Regions from separate parts of the Homo sapiens genome. Here region 2 is linked to region 1. Evidence: chromatin loops called from intact Hi-C (ENCODE). Cell type or tissue: GM12878. All regions are shown on one strand.

What was found. Hi-C counts contacts between places; a loop is a spot of excess contacts. Peaks named below come from ENCODE experiments on the same cell type or tissue, not always from the same donor. Only the 100,000 strongest peaks of a DNase experiment are listed, where the experiment ranks them.
Region 2: it touches region 1 in a loop (3-fold over the local background); 2 of 110 quality-filtered maps call a loop at or near these places.

Annotation. Positions count from the first base shown.
Region 1 is chr11:83,969,010-83,971,509 of GRCh38, forward strand. The region is part of intron 12 of DLG2 (discs large MAGUK scaffold protein 2); the gene reads right to left. Among named protein-coding and RNA genes, the nearest start is that of DLG2-AS2, 330 kb to the left of the region's middle. In GM12878, no CTCF peak of the experiment used is centred here; DNase peaks (open chromatin) are centred at 1,282 and 2,222; H3K27ac peaks cover 609 bases.
Region 2 is chr11:84,241,416-84,243,915 of GRCh38, forward strand. All of the region lies in intron 8 of DLG2 (discs large MAGUK scaffold protein 2), which reads right to left. Among named protein-coding and RNA genes, the nearest start is that of DLG2-AS2, 600 kb to the left of the region's middle. In GM12878, no CTCF peak of the experiment used is centred here; no DNase peak of the experiment used is centred here.

The DNA of each region.
Region 1 (2,500 bases):
GCATGCCATATATTTTAGGAGTCCTATGTCACATATTTTGACATGAATCATATAACTTATCATGAGAAGAGCTCCAGGAAGTAGATACTATTAATCAGGCAAATTTTACAGATGAGAAAAACTGTTTTTTAAAGAGATTAACTTGCAACAAAGAGGTCACACTGCCTCCAATTGTCAAAGCCATCAATTGGATCACAAGCCTCCTTACGAGATGAAAATGAGATTATATTTGTATGTTGATTCATTAAAAGCTAGGGCTCATATCACCTGTTCTTTCTCCCTTTAGGAGAACAGGGTTTCTTTCCGAGTTTACATATAAAAGTAGAATAAATTCCAAAGTATTATAAAAGCTTGAGGAATCATTATATTTCCTGCTTAATCCAGTGGTAATAGTATACTGCATCATCCTAATACACTGACCAGTCAAAAAATAAATAAGTAAAATGGAAAGCAGCTTAACATATCTCACTGATCTCACTGTCTCTTCAAAACCTTCTTATACATTTGATTAATCATTTATTTTAGGGCCATTACCACTTGTGCTTAGATAATGATTTATTTTTTATTCTTTTTATTTTTTTGAGATGGAGTTTTGCTCTTGTTGCCCAGGCTGGAGTGCCATGGCGTGATCTTGGCTCACTGCAACCTCTGCCTCCCGGGTTCAAGCAATTCTCCTGCCTCAGCCTCCCGAGTAGCTGGGATTACAGGCATATGCCACCACTGCCAGCTAATTTTGTATTTTTAGCAGACACAGGGTTTCACCATGTTGGCCAGGCTGGTCTCAAACTCCTGACCTCAGGTGATTCACCCACCTCAGCCTCTCAAAGTGCTGGGATTACAGGCGTGAGCCACCACACCTGGCCGATAATGAATATTTACATGTGATGTTCTATGGTTTAAAATGTATATGAAAGTGGGTGTTTCCTCTAAAAAAAAAAAAGATTGCCTAAGGCAGCTTTTAATACTGTGACTATGGCCCACAAAAACATCTATACTGAGAGAACAGAAGAGAAACAGTATCTGGTGGCATAACACAGGGGGAATGAGAAGTCAATAATAATTAAAAATAAAAACCAAAGGCTAGAAACTAACTGGATTAGATTATAAGTGACAGCAAAGCTCTGTTTCTGACAAGGGCTCATTGTCTCTCTCCTCAGAGTATGGAAACTACACAGCTCATTAGATTATCAGTGAAAGAGAAATGTGGTCAGTGCTTATTAAATTGCACCTTTTGCCATTTTTAAGGTGGGCAGTGAAATGATCCAGAAAATATTACCTTCAACAACATTTTCATAGAGTGACTTTGCTAACAGAGTCTTCAGACCACGAGGAAAATTTTTAGACCATAAAGCAGAAGTTGAGGGAAAGGTAGTGGTGAGAAATGGGGAAAGAGGATACTGGGGAGAATAATAATAGTGGTTTAAAATAGTGGTAGTTCACTCAGTTTCTATTTGGTGACTGAAATATTGAAAAATTTACTTAGATTTCAGTCACAGAACAGGTGGTATTATGATACTGGCAACAGAATGTAGTGATTAAAAGCACATGCTTTTGAGTCACGCATACTGAAGCTTAGACCCTGGTGCTTCCTAGCTGTGTGATTTGGGGAGACTTGTTTAACCTTGTAAGCTTTAGTTTTGACATCTGCAAAACAGGAATGATAGCAGTTACTGCTTCAAAAGGCTATTGATTAAAATGTGTTGGCCTATATAAAGTGACAGGCACAATACAGTTCTTAATGTTAGCTCTTATCACTAATACTATTGTCATCATCTGTAAGCAGGATTTCTTGGTGAAAATTTTCGCTGATCATTTTCTTATAAACATCTGTGAACTGATGAGTTTAATTAGGGTGCTGCTGATGAAGCTTCTGTGTGGTCTTTTTAAAAATTCAGAATAGTACCGGATTTGGACCAAAAAGTGCTCTTTTGTGCTGAAGTCTTCAAAATGTTTTCCACAAAAGTGAGTTTGTTTGGGTTAATTATGTGTGTGCATTATCCTATGAACTCTCAAGATAAAGGGCCTACAGCTGGAGCTGATTGTATGCAATGAGAAGGGACATTACACTGATTGGCTAGTTGCTCTTGTCATTGTTTGTCATTGTCTTTTTTATTCTTTTTTTTCTCATTTGCATCAAATATCTGCCTATAATGGTGAACACTGAGCAACTGGCCTGGTTTCAAGGAAAAAAATCATGTGAATTTGATTGAAGTGCTCTCTGTGGGGTGCACCACACAGACGGGGACATATGTGCAGCCTGGCTGTGTGTTTGCTAATAGGAAAGAGGACTGAGGCCAAGAAAGAGAGGCTGGAGGTGAGATGACTCATTCTCTCAAACAGAAGAGGGAGCACTGAATTTGAACATGATGCAGACAAAGGAAGGCAAACCAGCTGAAGAAAGAGGTGCCAGGAGACTTGCAAGGAGACATGGCAAGTTTTGTGGGAATTCAAATGTGTGTAAGCAAACATAAATGTAATAATACAAAGGTGGGAGGTGTGG
Region 2 (2,500 bases), 270 kb after region 1:
CTTTCCTAGAAGAAGCATAATTTAAGCTGAACCCTTTAGGATATGTAAGAATAAGCCAGGCAGAGATAAGCAAGGCGTGTTTAACAACATGTGCTTTTCACCATGCATTATCCATTTTCATTAACATGTCTATTCATTAGACTAGGAAACAATGTGTTTAAAGGTCCCAAGTGATTCAAAAAGAAGAAAAAAAAAACCCACCAGGATTAAACACTCATTCAGATTCATGCTAAATGTCTGATCATTGTGCCTTAGATATGTTTATTTTGTCCTTCCTGTATGCAGTATTTCCTACTTTCACCTCCACTTCAGTTTAGCAACTAGAGCTGCTTAAGGTCTCCCACTAGCTTTTAAAAATCTCTTGTAAATTGTAGAGCAGCATCTCTCAAACTTCAGCAATCCTAAGAATCACCTGAGGTACTTTTAAGAACAAATTTTTTGGTTCCACTCTCAGAGATTCTGATTCTATAGCTTTGGGGAGGAGCTGGAGATCCCACGATTCTAACAACCTGACCTGTGAGACCTGACGCTGCCAGTTCACAGACTGCACCTTGAGCAGCTTTATGCTTGAGAAGCTACACAAATATTTTTCAGGATTATTTCCCCCTTGTTCTTAAAAGTGCTCTGCTAGGTTACACTTCTTGGAATAAGAGTGGTTTCTCTGTCCAGGTAGGTAAGGCTTTTAGGGGAACCCCTCTAAGAAAGACGGGCCAATATTGCTACTTTCACATAACAGTCACATTCTTCACTTGGACAACCGTTTTATTTTCCCGTTGGCTCTAAATCCAAAATGACAAGCCTAAGTAAGGGCTTCCCAGTAAATGAGAAGCTATGAGTACAGTAGTCAACAAACTGCCCTCTGCAAGGGTAATGCAAGGCAAAAAAAGTGAATTAGTTTGTGAATGGTAAGTAGGTCAGGTCTTCTGTTGGTTTTTTTTTGTTTTTGTTTTTGTTTTGACTTGGCTTTTAAAAAATCATCCCAATCTAAATAGAACTTTTTTTTTTTTTGAAATGGAGTCTTGCTCTGTCACCCAGGCTGGAGTGCAATGGCATGATCCCGGCTCACTGCAACTGCTGCCTCCCAGGTTCAACTGATTCTCCTGCCTCAGCCTCCCAAGTAGCTGGGATTACAGGTGTCTGCCACTGTGCCCGGCTAATTTTTGTATTTTTATTAGAGACACGGTTTCACCATGTTGGCCAGGCTGGTCTCGAACTTCTAACCTCAGGTAATTTGCCCACCTCGGCCTCCCATAATGCTGGGATTACAGGCGTGAGCCACCGCACCTGGCCAAAATAGGAATTTTATAATTTTACAATAAGAAAATGATGAATCACTGAACTTTTAAGAAAGCTTTCAGTAATTGCTGACATTTGCCTCCATGTGTATCATGTTTAAGAGTCTTCAAAGTTAAGCTTTTAAGAGCCATGAGAACAGGGATCATGTCTCCATGTGAGCATATCCCACAATTCCTGGAGAGTGCTGACTATTTAGAAGATTTGAAAATAGTCAACTTAAAAAAGGAGGAAATTAAACCAACACACAAAAATTGGAAGGATAGTTTTGATGATTAATTAGGTTCTCTCTCTCTCTCTCTCTCTCTCTATATATATATATATATATATACACTCTCACATATAAAGAACCTAGAGTATAATCATTTCTTGATAACAAATTAGCTCCCTTATCTCTTCTATTTCTTTCTTATTATGTATTGCCTACAACAGCTCTGTCTGATAGAACTTTCTGGAATAATGGACAATTCCATATCTGCATTGTTTAATACAATACCCATTAGCCCTACTGGCTACTAAGCACTTGAAATGTGGCTAGTGCAACTGAGGAATGAATTTGTAATTTTGTATTATTTTATTTTAATTAAATTTAAATAACCATATGTGACTTATAACTACTTTTTTGGAAAGCAAAGGTCTAGAAAGTAGGACAACATAGTAGTTGTTCATAGTGTGTTCAATTTGTTGAATAAATAGAGCTCTTTCCTTATAGATGTGTATATGTTTAAAGTAAAAGAGTTAGAAAATGGTAGCTATCTCAACTGCAGGCCAAAACATGTAGTGAAGGAACAAAACATCAGGATCCAAACCAAAAAATAAGTTTCTTATTGAGCAGTGTTTCTCAAACTTAAATATGCATACAAATCACTGAAGTTTTTATTTTAAAACATAGTTTCTGATTTAGTAGGTCTTTGGTGGAACTTTAGATTCTATTGCTCACAAACTCCCAGGTAATATCACTGCTGTTAGTCCATGGGTCACACTCTGAGCAGCAAAGGTCTAGATGTAGGTAAGCCATGGACCTATGTAACTGCTACTGGCCCAACTCCTGAACTAGCAGTGGCTTCTCATTTTGACTCACCAGTTCAAGATTCAGTCAGAGAAATGTTTTATTTTATCATAGATACACCCACCTTACCCCCAGTCTCACGATGAATATTCATTAAGCCCCTTCTGCATACTAGGATGAGTATTCATAACAACCCCT